2 separate regions of the Homo sapiens genome follow, and region 2 is linked to region 1. A link is a contact called in ENCODE POLR2A ChIA-PET data. All regions are on one chromosome and are shown on one strand. Each heading gives the region's core, a stretch centred on a gene start or an enhancer-like site at or near the end of the contact. The rest is flanking DNA. Distances are from core to core; before and after follow the strand shown. Region 1 has its middle 20 kb from the start of MTAP. Region 2 overlaps CDKN2B-AS1 (CDKN2B and CDKN2A antisense cis and trans regulatory RNA 1).

Region 1 (4,646 bases), core at 1,721-4,220:
TGGCACCAGGCATGATGTTTGTGTCTTAAGTCTGAAGGTAGACTGGAGGCAGAAAATTGGAACCTTTAATCAGGTGTACCCCATAGTCAACTGGCCAGCTGACTATACAGGGCAGGTCTGTGGTGCAGGTGAGGCTTCATATTTATCTATTATTTGGTAAAAATGAGGTGCTGTTCCTGAAATCTAGAATCATGATGGTATGACTATACACATTTCAGAATGATTCTCACCCTTTTCAATCCCTTATGTCACAATCTCCATTTATAGTTTTGAGTTTTGAATTTTAAGCCATGTTCTAAAAATTCCGAAGTTCAACTCTTAGAAAATCCCAAGTAGTCTAAGAGTGTTTTACACCAAAATAGTCACAAGATTATGTTAGACAAGTTAAAATACATGCATTTTAGTATATACTTTGCACAACCTCTCTGAAATGTCTTGTTCAAAAACAGAAAACTCAAAGCTGCTCAGATGTTTGTTATGGTCTCTTAGTTCGATAACTGAAAGTGACAGGCTATACTTTTTCCAAAGGCTCCCACACCAATTTGTGGGTTGGGCTAACATCATATTGCTTTGCTCTCACTGCATTCTCTGGCATGTGTGTGTTCTACAGAATACCTATATTAGGTCCACAGATGTCCAGTGAAAAGAAAAAGAAAAGTTTATGGTTTTTGATGCCTTATTAAAAACATGCACAACAGGTTTTCTAGTCTGTATAAGATGGGAAAAGAGATGGTAAGGGGAATCACACACATTATCTTAGTCCTTCAAAGGTGAATTCATTGCTTCACCCGGTGATTTGATTGAAGTGGACATTATTATTTTAAGTTGAACATCAGTTTCTAGTTAATAGTACCTGCACATACTATCACTAGTGGTAGATAACAATGGGAAAGCTGATACTGGTATCTCTGTAACTTTGTTAGAGTTTTGGGCAAGTGAGCCAAACCAAGTTCTACCCCCAAGTAGATCTTCACTTATCCTCAGAGACACCAAGGTGATAAGACTGGAGAGGAGCAGGTCATGATTAGAGAATAATTATGAAGGGATGACATTAACTACATTTGGTTGGCTCAGCTGTTCATAACTGTGGGTGCAGATCACACAGATAAATGCATAGCTGATTAAGCTGGCATCCCACTCTTACTGGTGCTGTGCCAATCTGGGGGCCATTTCCAAACAAGAACATAAGAATTCAACTCAAAGGAGTCAGAGTTGTATAAATTCCAGACTATCATACATGGGAAATACAGACTTCAAAACAAGATACTTAGAGAAGGAATTGGAAAAATTAGAGATTGATAAAGATGGAGGTACAGTAAGAAATAAAGTAAAAAAAAAAAAAAAGGCTTTTTGGCACATTTCCATTACCACCTTGAGCATACAAGAAGTCCTCTGCATATGCCCATTGAATGAATGAATTGAAAGATGTCCCTCTCCTCCTGCCAAAAGAAAAGAAAAGAAAAGAAAACAGAAGGACAAAACTCACAAGGCCCTAAGAGCAATTCCAGAGAAAAACAGAAAGAAAACGAAGTTATCTGAAGCTCAGATAAGAGGGGAAATAAGAGTTGAAAGAAAAGCTTAAAAATTGGAAGAAAAGCAAGAGGTTTGATTCAATTGAAGGACTCAACAAGCTTTTCCTCCCCAAATTCTTGCTACATATAATGGCATGATATAGAGCTAAGTATATTTTATGAATTATTTTATTTATTTCTCAAAGTAATATAAGATGTCTACTCATATTATGCCCATTGTACAGATGAGATCACAATCAAGTCTGGACCAAGTCTGTGTGAGACCAGAGGTACACTTGTAGCTATTGTCCAAGATTGGACAGTAAATTATATGACACCCTAGCTGTAGGGTCCACTTGAATGAATAAGACACAGATTTTGGCCTCTAAGGAGCTTATACTCTACTAGAGGAAGTCAACCTGAAAACAAATAATTTTAATTCAAAGCAGAGTGACATGAGAGTGTACTTAAGGAGCAAAGTGGGAGGTTTATGGCCCAGAGAAGAAGCACTTAATTCTGATTTGTGGGTGGGTTTAAACAACCAGTGTTAGGGAAGAAATAAATGAGAATGTAGTTTTCCCCACCAATTTTTTGTGTGTGTGTCCTAGAAACAATTCCTGAAAAGGGATCTTACAGCCGGACAGACTGATTAGAGGTGAATATATTCTAACCTCTGCCTTACATAGAAATTAAATCCTAGCAAACCCTGTATAGGTTTAAGGAAGTAAATTTCTATTCCCACGCAAGGCAGCAGGTACTTCCTAGTCATTTCAAATCATGATCACTTTAAGGAAAACCAAAAACGCTGACTGGAATTTAAAAAAAAGAACTTTCAGCTGGAGGCCTGTGAAATCTTTCCTAAATTTTTGTTTAAATTGTTATAAATTTGATGCTGAATCATACTTTATTTACAAAAACATCCTGTGTCCCAGTGAAATCTTTCTTTATGCCATTTCCAATTAGACCCACTTTCTTAAAAATAAATTTGTAACACAGTTTTTTTAAAAGAGAAATCTCAACTAGCAGATGTATATTATATATATTATCAAATAAAATATAATGTCATGTATAAAATACATAAATTTTCTCCTTCAACATAGAAATGCCTCTTAATATATTAAAATTATTCCTTTATAAATTATATCTATATAATTTGTCTCAGCGTAGCATTAAAGATGGTTAATGTAATCTAGTGTTTTGCACTTTCTAGAAAAAAAAAATCCCATTAGGAGAAATTCAAAATGTTTTACAAATATGCCAGGGAGTAGGTTTTAATCATTGCCCTTCTCTTCACCTGGACAGGAAGTGAAAACAAGACTGTTGGTTGAAATGACTTATGCAAAGGTGAGAAGCACTAACAAAGTTTAGCCCTGACTCTGCTAACGCCGTCATTCTGTCCCAGAAGCCATGTCATCTAACTGCTGGTCAGTCATGAAGAAAGCATTTCTGGAGCCTCACCCCTAAGTGAATTTGCTTGGCAATAGGTAGAGGGGATAAATTAGTGACTTCCTTTTACCTACTGAACAACTTGCTGAGTATCTTGTACTTAACCCAGGTCACTGAGATACAATCTAAGAAAAAAAAAATCAGCACATTCCAAAGAGAATGAAAGCAGTTTCTATTCCAAAGATAAATCAATGGAGTTGTCACAGGTGGAAATTAGTTTCTGTGTATTTGTTGTTTTCTTCTTCTGTCTCAGGTCTCTTTGATTATCGCTGAAGACTTATAGGAAAAGCCCCTAAAATATTTAAATGATTATATATTGGAAAATTTTTTTAAAGAATATTGATTCTTAGGAATGAGCTAGATAAGAGGACTAGTTTGGAGAGATTAATCAGCATTTGGGGTTTACTGAAAATGTCACCACAATCCAGCGGCCCCAAACTATGCAAGACAAACCAGTATATTATTTCTCTAAAAGGAATCTAAACTGAGTGTATACACACGATGACACTCAGATTTACCTTTGTTCTTGAGTGAAAGCAAAAGAGATTGGTATGTCATCTGTTAACAATGTTCAAGTTAGAGAATTCCCTGCAGGATTTTATTTATGAAAAGGTAAAAAAAGGTTGTTACACATTTTTTTCTAACCTATGTCTCTGCAATCAAGGAAAGTATGATTTTCTATAATTTGATTGTAGTTATTTCTTTAGTGTAGGAGTGTTCACCTACAGTAGAGTGCAGTGTGTTCACCAGGTAAATGAGAACATATGATAATAATCTTTGTCCCAACAGGCACGGTAGAGCTGATAGTTCCTGGAAGCTGGTGGCATTAACTCTCTTTAATCAAGGTATAGGTGAAACTGGTTTATTAGGAATGATACTAGGATGTGGAGTGCTGATCCTTGTTTTCCCAGGTGCTTTTTAGACTAAGTAATCCTCAAAGAGTTAGAGAAATACTACAGAATTTGGTAAAGCACTACAGAGATATGTTTTCTACACATTTAGCTTTTTTGGAGTGGAAAAGATTACAGAAAATTCCTTCTTTTAAAAATAATTTGAGCAATATTTCAATCATAATATAGGACAGCATGAAAAAAATAATCTATAGTTCTATTTTCATGAGGTCACATTGCATAGGTTTGAATTCCACCTATTCCCTTTTGTAGCTGAGTGAACTTGAAAAAACTTATTAAGCTTCTTTGCACTTCAGTTTCCTCACCTATAACATAGAGATATTAATAGTAGCTAACGAATGAGGTTGTTTCAGGATTATATTAGATTAAATATACAAAGTACTTAGAACAGTGCTTGACACATCGTAAGTGCTTAGCAAATATTAGCTACTACTATTATCAATTTTGAAATGAATATATTAAGAACGTAGCTCCTTTTTAAATTATACTTTAAGTTCTAGGGTACATGTGCACAACGTGCAGGTTTGTTACATATGTATACATGTGCCATGTTGGTGTGCTGCACCTATTAACTCATCATTTACATTAGGTATATCTCCTAATGCTATCTCTCCCCTCTCCCCCCACCCCATGACAGGCCCCGGTGTGTGATGTTCCCCGTCCTGTGTCCAAGCGTTCTCATTGTTCACTTCCCACCTATGAGTGAGAACATGCAGTGTTTGGTTTTTTGTCCTTGCGATAGTTTGCTGAGAATGATGGTTTCCAGCTTCATCCATGT
Region 2 (5,049 bases), core at 337-2,836, 270 kb before region 1:
CAAACTGCAGAGATTCACATTCCAGCTCCATCATATGGTAGCTGTGCGACCTTGAGAAAGTTACTTAACTTCACTTCTTATGTCTGGATTCTTCATCTGTAAAATAGAAATGATAATAGTACCTATCTCACAGGATTGTTGTGAGGATTAAATGAGATAGTGTGTATAAATTGTTTATCACCAGCTTATAGTATGTGCACAAGAAATGCTAGCTAAGGTTATTATTATAATTTCCGTTTTGCAGATTAGGACCCTAAGCCCTAAAGAGGGTCAGTAACTTATCCCAGGTCACACAGTTAGTTATGAGTTAACTTTTTTTTTTTTAATTTAAGGCTGCTTATTGCAAAGCCTGTGCTTTTTTGCTAAACCATCTCTTTTTCTGTTACGTATGTCCTAAGTAAAAATCCTTATTTTTTCCTTCGATGGCTGTAACAATTAGCTAGTGACGGTCTACAAGACATCAAGGAGGACCTAAGGAATAAAATACAGCAATCAGGTCTAAAACAAATATATGTTGCTATTTCTTCTTTGTATGCACCATAGTAGTATACTGTATTTCCATTAGAAGTTATGTTAATAAGAAAATTTTTGAATGTTCTTGCTCCAAACATCAGCATATACTTGCATTCTCTTACACTGGGAAGAAAGAAAGTGGTAGAAAGAAGTCATCTGGAAGGTAGCTCTGGCTACGAGTTGGAGGAAAAGGGAAGAGAGAGAAAAACAAGTTATCAGTGGTACACATAGTCAGGGCCAAAACTTTATAAACCAAACAGAATTTCCACAGACCTAATGATCACTGGGAATTATCTGCCAAGCTGCTAGGTGAAACATGCTGAAAAACAGCCTGGGCCTATGGCAAACATGTTTAGCTTTATGATTTTCTTCATCCCCTCTTCTGACTTGCACAATGTTGCCCCCAACTGTCTTCTAAAACTAATCACTCTTTCATGGTCAATGGAAACTTAGAAACCTAGATTCTCAAACGTTTGCTAAAAAAGCCCAGGTCTTTCTAGACATCTGTAGATAGATAAATAACCTAGTGATAAAGAATATACATTCTGTTCAGGTCCATCCTCCAGCTCCGTCCCATATTAATTGTGTGATAATCCAAACTGGTTGTTTTGTGCTAAGATTCCTACTTCCTGCACTTTCAGATTCACATACTCAGAGCTAGAAAACTTTTGAGAGTACAAGGTGATAACTACTGCAAATTCACAGAAGATTACATAAGTATAAATAGTCAACCTAACCTCCCTCTTCCTCTAACATTTTCTCACAAAACTAAAAAGTTTGGAAACTCCTTTTCTTAATGCTGGCGCCAGTTCAGCCACACTCTAGAAGGTATTGGTTTCATGAACTACAATGTGGAATCATCAAAATAAAGGGGCAGGATGAGAAAAAATGACAGCATGGGGCTTTGTGGTGTGTAGATTTAGTTGCTCATACAAGAACCTGGGAGGGGGAACCCCCCAAAAGATTAGTCACTTCATTTTATGTTGAGAACCCAATTCAGGTTAACAAAGTGTTGCCAACAAAGGAGATGAGAAAATGGCAGTATTCACTTGCTCTGGACTGAATAAACAAATGCGGGATTTGTGGGCTGACTAATGTCCTGGGATAAACCAGGCAGTCAGCCAAATTCTACGAGTTTTGATGAAAAGACAGCAAGCCCACACTTTTCTTCATGAAGAGTGCTCTGTGGGAGTATTGATGTCCACATGGGCAGCCTGGGTCTTCAACTTGCCTTAAAGATTCGCCCTTATCCAGCCACAGGAAATTCTCAATGCTTCTGTAATTGAAAACCTAGATCAAATGACAGAAGCTAAATTCCTTCTTCTTGAGAAGTGTTATCTGTCATGCATCTCTTTGTAGAAACGTGTTATCATTGTCCTTTTTTAAGCACTACATTACTCTGAAAATATACAGTTAGGTCACTAAAATGTGACTCTAGCTTTTCATTCATTCATTTCATTCACTGAATGCCTGCTATGCTCTAGGGACCATGTAGGGCTTTGTATATAGAACACTTAATGAGTCAGACATTGAAGCCCCCCATCCAGCCTCGAAATTCCAAGGGCACTGAAAAAAGTAAAATAGTACTTGTAATTTCATTGGGGGAAACTATTAAAATTTGAAATATTTTGGTGAGAGAGGCAATAAGTTTTTCAATTAAGGTCTTAATACAAGGTTGTAGGGAAGTCAGAAATGAGAATGTGGAGTTTCCTTTAATCTGGCCACCAGGATCCCCCACCATGATGTGAGGACCACAGTCATGATTTAACCTCAGGCTAAAATGGATTTTATTACAAACTGTGCAGCTAGTGAAATGTCAAGGGTTGTTTCACAGGATCTTAACTAACACAAGAAAAACTTCCTAGCAGCAGCTGATGCAAACTCCTTTAAATGTATACGTCTAATTTATCTATCCAGATAATAAATATACGTGGTATATGCAGGCTGAAAACAAAATCCCTGGAGTGTTTCGATGTGAGTATAATATACCTAGAAGCAAAAACTTCACTGATATAAAGGATGCATTTTATGAGTCTCCACAAAAATCTCCAACTTTTTATGAAATGTAAGGCCTTCTTAAGTAGTGTTTACTACATACAGCTTTCATAGTTCCTATATGAATACCTACTCTCCATGATTTATCAGCCTTCTAGAGTCCCAGTAGGATGCTGCCAAATTGCAAATTTGGAGAATTAGTTTTAAGAAACATTGTATATAACTGCCTTTGGAAGAAAATTCAGGTAGATTAGCAAAGATTTTAAGCAAGTCCTTTCACAAAAACCTGCAGAATTTCAAGGAGTCTGGGGTTTATGAAATCATCAAATCAATACCAAGTTTAACACATTTATGTTACTCTTATAAGCATAACTCTTTGGGAATAAAGGTATTACAAAAACAAGATTTGGAAAAGGAGGCTAGCTCTTGTTTAATTACTGTGAAGAGCAGAGAATTGAAAGAAAAACTACACACTAGTTGGAAAAGTGCTACTCGGGTTTAAAAAATAGAAAAAGAAAATCTGAGATTGGGATTGGACGATAAGCAGGTAGCAGAAGCAACAAAATGTCTCTTTCATTTTCAGCTCAGGGGGCCCCTTAAAGGAGCAGGCTGAAATGTACAGCCCACAAACCAGAGGAAGGCCTGCACAGGAAGTAGAGTGGAAATTACAGTTGAATGGACTCTGAAACAGGATGAAGCCAGTCCATGTGAGGTTCATGAAAACCAAGTAGACAATATGAACATCCAAGTGTTTCCTTGTGTCATTAACTCAATATTACATTCTGATTTCAAACACCATGGAACCACAGTGAAAAAGCTGCAAAAACGGTAGCCGTTTTTTCAAAACTTCTTTCTGCTGTTTGCTTGTCAGAGCTGATCAGACTCTTCCTTGAGCACTTTGCAGGTCACACACTGGATCCCACTGAGGTGAACTATTTGAAGGGTGATATCAGATTTCCCAGCAAAATTAGATAAGCAGATTGACATGGCAAGAAGCATGAGTTAGCATAAGGAGCTTCCCTAGACAGTGCCAGCGAATTAGGTGCCAAAAGCCTGAGGTGGTTATTAGAAAATGATTACCACCTCCAATTGTCTTAGTACAGACTTTTCACCGCCAGAAAACTGCTACAGAAGAAGCTAGCCAAAGCAATCACTGCTCTCCTAGGAAGCATTCACTGGGAGCTCTTGCTAACATCCCCACCGTTTGAAAGTGGCTAGACAGGACAGTGACAGCAATTCCTGTTGTCAATTAACGAGAAATTGCCCAACGGGATTTTAACTGTTAACTGGATTTCAGCCATGCTGCTCCCAAATACTCCTTTCCTTTGGTTACCTTTCAGCTGGGACTTCCTTGGCAGCCAAAGAAGTACTTCACTTCCACAGTCATCACAGCAGTACAGAGGAAGAAAAACTGAAAAGGGGTCAGGACTCCCTGGCTCTATACGTAATCAATTGCAAGGCCTCTGGCCAAGCCAGGCTGCTTTTCTGTCTTCCCTTCTCCTTTAATCATAAAATAGGATAATATAAAACCTACTTCACAGGATTATAGAAAAGGTCATAGGAAAGAACAGATGAGCTAAGTGCTATGGAAGGTACATACACATTTATGTACTTAAGTCTATGTGTGTGCATGTATGTGTACAGTATATACATTCAACTTTTTAATGTTTCCCAATTGCATAAAAGAGAAATACAGACTTAGCAATCAACTGGTTAAGTGATATGGACAATCTGGATATTTTAGAATAAAAATTCACCCCTTGGTTTGAGGACAAAAAGGCAATGTCTAAATTGTTCAGACCATTTTTAATTCTGCAAGTCCTAGCCATGGAGTCTATACAAGACTAAATTTTATGATTGCTAGGAAGCCAGAAAAAAAATATTTAAGGAAAAATAATAATAGCTACTAATTATTAAATGTTTACTATATGCTGGCCAATCTATGAAACGCTTTACAGATATTATTTTGCTTCCTCTTAGTTACAATCTTGTAAAGTATCTATTTAACAATACTATACATGATGCCTTAAGTGTATAAACAAATTTATTGTTGGAATTGAGATTCAGACTCAGGTCTGTCTTACTTCAGGGCCCTTGATCTTAATGTGAGTCATCCCAGCTCTCTGAAGAATGCCATTTTTCTCATCTGCCCTACTCTAGGATTTAGCATTTCCTTTTGCTGTTAAAAGTTGGCCCATGTGCCCTGGCTGGTGTGTGGGCCAGTCCCTGTGGGGCCCCTTGTGTAAGAGCAGATGTACTGGAGGGTGACATAGAGGATGCAGTGTGCAGAGAGTCCTAAAAGCAGAGGACAAAAGAAGCTTCACAAGGAAAGCACCTTTCGGACTTATACCCAGATTTAAAGGGCTGCATTTCTTTGATAAATGTCACAGAGGCTTGTGTTTGGACAGAGTAGGAAAGAACTCTTCCCATACTCTCCAGCCATTCCACTTAGACTAAAACTCTTCTTTAGATGTTTGGGAACAGTTGTTTGGCAACTTTTATTCAATTAGGGTTCATATCTAAAAGGTCGTTTCATATCTC

The links. ChIA-PET counts read pairs that join two places held with the same protein, here RNA polymerase II (POLR2A).
Region 2: POLR2A ChIA-PET joins it to region 1 with 10 read pairs in naive thymus-derived CD4-positive, alpha-beta T cell. The contact joins two enhancer-like sites. POLR2A ChIA-PET finds 5 or more read pairs at or near these places in 2 of 52 experiments (HEK293 and naive thymus-derived CD4-positive, alpha-beta T cell).

What each region holds. Positions count from the first base shown.
Region 1 is chr9:21,780,680-21,785,325 of GRCh38, reverse strand. No RefSeq gene overlaps it. Among named protein-coding and RNA genes, the nearest start is that of MTAP, 20 kb to the left of the region's middle. Within about 2 kb of position 2,970, at least 3 of the 41 ENCODE cell types and tissues checked have a DNase peak (open chromatin) inside an H3K27ac peak, as active enhancers do.
Region 2 is chr9:22,049,233-22,054,281 of GRCh38, reverse strand. The region is part of intron 6 of CDKN2B-AS1 (CDKN2B and CDKN2A antisense cis and trans regulatory RNA 1); the gene reads right to left. Among named protein-coding and RNA genes, the nearest start is that of CDKN2B, 42 kb to the right of the region's middle. Within about 2 kb of position 1,586, at least 5 of the 41 ENCODE cell types and tissues checked have a DNase peak (open chromatin) inside an H3K27ac peak, as active enhancers do.